Regions from separate parts of the Homo sapiens genome. Here region 2 is linked to region 1. Evidence: chromatin contacts called from ENCODE Hi-C or POLR2A ChIA-PET data. All regions are on one chromosome and are shown on one strand. Each heading gives the region's core, a stretch centred on a gene start or an enhancer-like site at or near the end of the contact. The rest is flanking DNA. Distances are from core to core; before and after follow the strand shown. Region 1 overlaps LOC105378415 (a long non-coding RNA gene). Region 2 overlaps RNLS (renalase, FAD dependent amine oxidase).

Region 1 (3,616 bases), core at 785-3,284:
TCCTGTCACTTGAGTCACAGCTGTGAGAAGCTGCCAGGAATACCATGGCAAGAGATCCCACCTGTAAGACACTCTATACCAATGCAACACAGGGAAGAGCAAGGACAAAAAATGGTGAGCAAGATAAAAATGGGCAAAAGGGACACCAAGTGGAAACCTGGATTCTGCCCTTCCTAAAGAAAGAACTATCTCTGGGCTATAACTATGGCAGCATTTTTTTTTTTTTCCTGGAAACTAGCACTAGAAAATCTAAGATTTTCTAGAATCTTAAATAGCAGCACTTTTGGCTTAAGTTCAGATTCTGTCACTTGCAATAGAGACAGATAGTACCATGCAGTGGTTATGCAGACTCCGAAAACACAGAAACTAAACGTGGATACTGGTTCAGTCACTTTTCTAGTTATGAGACCCTAAGCAAGTTATGCAATCTCTCTAAGTTGCAGTTTTCTCATCTGCAAAATGGGAAAAATAATATTTGCTACTGGGAGCAGTAAATAAGTCATCTACCCAAAGCACTTACAATAGTTGCTGCCATATAACTGGTGTTCAACAAATGTGAGGTATAAGTTTTAAAAAACATACTATAATAAAAGCAATCTGATGCCTGCTATCAAAGATTAAAGTTACTACAATACTTTTCTATTTTTCTAAGTTTCACTAGTACATGAGGAACACTTGTCACTTAAATAGCTTGTCATCAAACAGAGGCATAGAAATGAACCTGAATATCATACTTAACATACTTTCTGATGTTTCTAACAGAGGAGAAATAACATTGAAGAGATAATCATTATAGTTCACTAAGAGAATAAAGAGTGCTCTAGGCTGGGCGTGGTGGTTCATGCCTGTAATCCCAGCACTTTAGGAGGATGAGGTGGGCGGATCACTTGAGATCAGGAGTTCGAGGCCAGCCTGGCCAACATGATGAAAGCCTACCTCTACTAAAAATTAGCCGGGCATGGTGGCGCATGCCTATAATCTCAGCTACTCAAGAGACTGAGGCAGGAGAATTGCTTGAACCCAGGAGGCGGAGGTTGCAGTGAGCTGAAGTCTCACCGCTGCGCTCTAGCCTGGGCAACAGAGTGAGTAAGACTTCATCTCAAAAAAAAAAAAAAAGAGTGCTCTAGTATAGCCTATGCTCTATATGTCAACTGTGTTCAAAACAAACTAAAGCAAAATATTTAAATCTATGTATGAAAAATTCCAGAAGAAACTGCAATAAAATGAGTGAATGAGAGTGAATATTGCCTGATATTAAGATTTCTCTTTTACTTTTCTCTGTTTTCTAAGTGTATTCAATAAGCATCAAATGTATTTTTGTTTTGAAAGTTTTTTTTGTCTGTACCAAGCTTTCAGAATGTTAATTAAAAAATTGAAGAATGATAGACTATCAGAGATGAAAGAGAGAATAGAGACCATTTTCACCAACTCTCTCATCTTACAGAGGAGAAAAACTTGTTCAAGATCAAATAGCTAGGCACCGACAGCACTGAAATTTTAGCCCAACATATCTACTAATTCAGAAAAGTTCTTGAAGGAGACACTGTTGATTGAACCACATCACCTAGGTTAATTCTACCAGTCTTTCAAGACCCCTTTTAAATATCACCTCCTCCAGAAACCTTTCCTTGGGCATCAACTAGAAGAAATCTTCCCAAACTTCAATCTCCATAGCACCTTATTTTTACTTTATTATTGTCCTTATTATTCTTCAGGTGTGCTTATGTCTCCTTTATTAATCAATAAGTTCCTTGAAAGGGACTTGGTGTCTTTTTCATGTCTGTTCCCCTAGCATCTGACACCATGCATTGGCAAGTAGTAACCACTTAGTGAAAGGTTGCTGAAAACAGGATATTATATTGCTTCAGAATCTATGTAACATAATTGTCTTAGTTTGGAAATAGAACTCAATTACATAAACAGAGAAGTCATCATCACAGGATCTTTCCTGGGCACAAGGAAGATGATACTTCCTAGGCCCATTGCAGTTGGGAAGGACTCCAAGACTAGATTTGGCCAAAGAGCTGTAAGTAGAAGTGCTGTGTGTCATTTCCAGTCTGGGGCAGTGAAAAGCTTTTGTGAGACTCTCCAGTTTTATCTTCTCTTACCTTAGCATCCCAGAAGCCACTGCTGAGAAGCAGGGACCTTAAAAGGAGGTAGTCATCACTTGGAGAACTACACTGGAGAGCCACTGGGTTTACATCAGGCAATTCATGAACAAGAAAGATGTCTTTGTTGCATCAGGTCACCAGGATTTGGGGGTTACTTTGTTGCTGCAGCTTAATTTAGCTTTGCCAGACTAAAGCACAGACATTGTGACAGAGACTTCCGTTGGTAATCCATTCTTTCTTTATTCTTACCTACAGAATCTTGGGCAATGTTCCCAGCTGAAAAAATATATTACATTACATTACATCACATCATCCACATCACATCACATCACATCAGCCAGCGGTGGCCAATGGGATCTAAGCAGAAGTTATTAATAGGTCCTTCAGGAAGTTCTCCTTCCTATTGCCCAACTAGACCTCCAAAATAATGACTGGAGCTTCAGCAGCCTTCTTAGACCATGAGGTATCCTTGATAATAGAAGTCACAAACTAAGAGTGATAGATGGAAAGATACGACAAGTAAACAGGAAAGTAGAAAAAGAGTGCTATTTAACACCTAATGCAAGTTGGGGAAGAATAGTATTCTATTCCACTGCTTCCATCTTCTGAAAAACTGAAGAAAAAATTTGACCTCTCAGTAAGTCTAATATTTTTCAAAATGCATTTTTTACATTAGCGAATTCTGAAAGAAATAAAACCAAAATTACATTTCTCCAACATAATTCCAAGTATATTAACTGTAAAAACTATGAGAGGGAAAAGGCGTATTTAATGTTAAAATTAAAAATGAAGAGTAAAAGTGACTTGATATTTCATATTATTAAGACAAATTTTAAAGGTGAGGCATTCTTCTGGGAGAAGCTGCATGTTGAGAGAGTAGGAGAATTTAAACATTAGAGAATTTAAAAACAGGTTCAGTGAAGTATTTTTTATACTTCTTACCATTAGCAATTCCCTTAGGGACTCATCCAGCTTTAAAAAAGTTTTATTAAGAATGGTGTCTGCTATTATTTTAATAAGAACTGTTACCAAAATATAACTGACTCCAAAGAAAAGATATAATATTGAGAATCACCAAGACCTTCATTCTTTTCTGCTTTTTTTTGGGGGGGTGGCGGGGGAGGGGGGACTAAAATGTTGGCTCACTTTATGTCAGCTATTTGCTTCTCAAAATCTGTATTTTTATTAAAAAAAATAAAAGCACATTTTAAAAATTATGAAACCACTATCCCTATCAGGGTTGCTTCTGTAAATAGACACACTTTAAATCCATAAAGACCCGTACCTCTGCCAATGGGTACAAATTCCATCTCTCTAAGTCATGTGATTCTGTCCTTTATAAGCCTAGGAGATGTCCCTTCACCCCCTCACGGCCAAAGGGAAATTCGAAATGGCAAATATTTTCAACATCAGGCATTTCAGACCACCTGAACTAATGACAACTATAAACAAAGGGCAAGAGTCATGTACCCAGAAGAAAAGATTTCAAGATCTTCCTTGAAACA
Region 2 (3,616 bases), core at 617-3,116, 380 kb before region 1:
TAGCAGATCAACTGCTTGAAAAAAAAAGGCCACACTATTATCGCTTTCTTACTTTTTGTGGCAAAACTGCACAGCATAAAGCATTTACAAGCTTATCTCTGTTTAAATAAATTTAATTAAATTTGAATTCAGCAGGCCTTGTTGCATAAGAACAACATTGACTTTGCTGTTTGGGTTTGCATGTTTTATGAACATCAGCACCCTGCTAAATGAAGAGTGGAAAACAGGCCCTTCTGAACTACCTCTCAACCCTTTCATGAAGGTTTTTTAAAAAGAGATAATGAAAAGAATTTGACCATTGTTTTATTATTGCTAAATACATATATTTTTGGGAAAGGGGCTTCCTGTTGACCATGTGTTCTTTTAAAACATCAACTTAGTGAGGTAGTTTATATTTTGTCCTGACTTCTGCTTTGAAATATTACAAGATTGTTTGTGTATAAAGTGCCTTTGATGAATAAGATAAAGGAATGTTGCTTTTCAATAAGTCATGTACCCATTATTCTACTTTTTAGAGGGAAAAGCTTTTTATTTACTCTGTTGTCCCCGTCCTCATAATATGCATCAAGATTAAAGGGTATACAGCATGGATAAAAGAATAGCTCCTTGGTGTGGTCCATGGACCAGTGCCCATCAGCAAACTATGTGTAATTAGTTTACAATGGATTAGATATTGAAAAGTGATTAGAAACTTCTGTAGTAATTTGCTATTGTCATGACATCCAAATATATGATTTTTGTATTTAACAAAAATCTAAGTCATCAATGCATTAGAAGTTTAAGAAAATGAAAAACAGTAACAACCACCAAAACAAAAACAAAATGTAAATCCTGTTTCTTCAACATATTAATTTGTTCTGTGAGATTTTAATAGGCATTCCATAAAAAGCACATCCGTTCCTTAGATAGGTTTGGAAGGGACTGATATAAAATAAATCATGTAAGTTATTGTCTTCTGGACTCCCAGGATCTGCATTGTGAACCTCCAAGTGAAGGCAGGGTAAGAAGAGTCTCCTGAATCATAAACCCCTGGATTTATAGAACATCTCCAAAGAGTAATGTCCTGTAGAGGATCCTTTACCTAAAGAGTTAGTATTTTTCTGCTATTTTTAACTTTTCAGTTGCTTCCTATGCAGCTTTAGAATAGGACTATCATTTTTAAAACTTGATTTTTCCCCTTAATTTTTTAATTTTTGAAATGCAGCCTGCAATATTACCATTGTAATCAATGTTACTATTTTTCTAATTTCATGGATTTTGTATTTTCTTAATTAAAAATTTTAAAAGGCTGACCAAATGCTCAAGAAGACACAAAGTCCCACCCCCCAAAAGCCAGAGACCATGTTTTTCCTGTGATCTCTGGATCCTCACAGAGAGTGTAGAGGGAACAGCTGCAGTTTTTAGGAAGGAAAATAATTGTGTTGCAAAATACCTCTTGACATAGGAAGGTGAGATTAGAGACTGAAAGGACATTGGAATGAATCCGAAAAGAAAAGGTTTTTTAATGCTGCTAATAGAAGTTAGAAGAAAAGAAAGGACAACTGAGGGTTAAAAAGATCATTGAAAATGTACTCGAAGAAAATGAAAAAGTGTTCCTTAAATTGCTATTAGATTTCAGGGCTCTGAGGCTAAGATCTAGCCCCAGGAAGAATTTTTAGGGAGAAGATTGCTTCATTTCAAACTAGATTGGGCTTCCTTATTTTTAGCCAGAACACTCAGTTCCAGATGCCTTTCTCTTGAGTTTGATAACATTAAAGCGGCTCGGTTGGTTGCTGGCCATCACTTTTAGTGTGAGGCACTAATAAAGTGTGGAGCAGGTGAAAATCCCAATGAAATTGGGCTAACTCTACAAATGTGTAAAAACAGCTTCATACTTGGAAAAGCCACAGTGAATGCCAGGGCTGCCCTGTCGCCCTGTGTGCCCAAGCCTCCTGACTTCTTCATTACATCTCACATTGTCACCTTTCTATCTTCTTGGATCTCAGCCTCAGTTTCGCCAGTGTCTACTTTCCCTCTGCCTTCAAACATACATGGCAGTCCACTATCTTGTTGCCGGGGGGAGCTGACTACTTTCTCCAACTACTTTTTATATCCTGTTTTTGTAAAACTTCTCAAACAAGGCATCATATTTCTTTGCTACCTGCTTTTCCCCAGTCTCAGGAGTCTGGCCTTAATAATGAGGCAGCAACTATAGCCAACTTGACTAAGAGCTGACTGCACCAGGATCAGTGCTTAGAGCTTGGCATATGTTACTTCATTGAATCCTCAAATAATCCTCTGAGTCAGGTATTACACCTATTGTAATTTTATAGATGAGATGCTCAGGTTTAGATTAAGCAATTTGCTACACAGAGACACTATTGACAGGGCTGGAACAGAGCCCAGGTCTGACTGACCTCAACACATTTTCTTAACTACCTTTTTGTTTACTCAAAAGTGCCAGGAAAATGTTCTCATTTAAGCCTTCCAACTTGAAGAGGTATTATTATAATCCATTTAATACACTTGCTGTGAACTAGGAGAGTCACCGCCTTCCTACAGGGCATTTGCAAATTTGTCCAGGTATTTGGTTGTGGGAATACTGGAGGTGGGAATGCTGCTAGCATTTAATTGCTAGAAGAAGGAGGGACATAGGTGTGGGAACTGCCATGCAATGCTGAGAAATACCTCACGCAACAAAGAATTCTCCTGCCTCAAATGCCAATTATGCCCCATTCAGAAACAATGATAATGGATGAGAATTTAATAATGGATTCAGAAAGCCTAAATAACTTCCCTGAATCTGGAGCCATAAATCAAACTGAGATCTGTCTGGCTCTAAAGGTTGTTTTTTTTTCTGCTCAATTCAACTTCATCTAACAGAACATTAAAATATTATGTATAATTTGATTTGCTCCCACAATTACCATATTTTATATGCAGCATCTCAAATATAATTTATTTAGAGAATACTTAACTAATTTCCTGATTGAATGTTATTTTAATACATTTAATGGAGATAGCATGTATCATAGTATTTGCCAGATTTTCACAAGGATGCTAAAATTTAATGAAAGAAACCATCAACATTGTATTAAACAAGGAAAGCTGCATATTCTGGAACATGCTGTCTTCTGCACTGACAACCAGGAGCAGAAAAGACTCATTTATGAAAGGAAAAGAAGGAGGAAAGAGAGAAGCTTGGTGAAGAAGAGAGGAGAGAAAAATATATATATATGGCTTTTTATTTAATTAGTCTTATACACTGAGCCCTGACCTGTCAATTGCAATGTTTCCTTCCTCTGAAACTTCATTTTTAAAAAATCTCCTTTATAAACATTCTAAGGTCTAAAGGGTTGCCCAAATTTAAATAAGATTTTCTACTTTCTATATTTAAAGACGTCTTCTTAATGTGCTTCTTTCTAAAATAAATGCATGGTATATATTTTTTGTAGCAGTCATGGGTTGTACTAGGCAAAGACCTTGTCATGCTTGGTAAAGAAGGGCTGTGCTTTTCATAATCATAGATTGCATACCTGGACTGTACACTTGAACATGACTCAAGTCTCCAAAGTTTAACCATCATTTTATAACATCAAGGCCTGTGTGCCATATTTGTGTGTGTGTGTGTGTGTGT

What was found. A loop is a pair of places that touch in the nucleus more often than their neighbours do. ChIA-PET counts read pairs that join two places held with the same protein, here RNA polymerase II (POLR2A).
Region 2: a loop to region 1 is called in a map of gastrocnemius medialis, with 3 times the contacts of the local background. The contact joins two enhancer-like sites. A Hi-C loop is called at or near these places in 1 of 168 maps with a recorded cell type or tissue (gastrocnemius medialis). POLR2A ChIA-PET finds 5 or more read pairs at or near these places in 1 of 52 experiments (H1).

What each region holds. Positions count from the first base shown.
Region 1 is chr10:88,096,074-88,099,689 of GRCh38, reverse strand. All of the region lies in intron 1 of LOC105378415 (a long non-coding RNA gene), which reads left to right. Among named protein-coding and RNA genes, the nearest start is that of PTEN, 230 kb to the right of the region's middle. Within about 2 kb of position 2,034, at least 3 of the 41 ENCODE cell types and tissues checked have a DNase peak (open chromatin) inside an H3K27ac peak, as active enhancers do; they include gastrocnemius medialis, where a contact is called at or near this core.
Region 2 is chr10:88,473,426-88,477,041 of GRCh38, reverse strand. The region is part of intron 4 of RNLS (renalase, FAD dependent amine oxidase); the gene reads left to right. Among named protein-coding and RNA genes, the nearest start is that of RNLS, 110 kb to the left of the region's middle. Within about 2 kb of position 1,866, at least 10 of the 41 ENCODE cell types and tissues checked have a DNase peak (open chromatin) inside an H3K27ac peak, as active enhancers do; they include gastrocnemius medialis, where a contact is called at or near this core.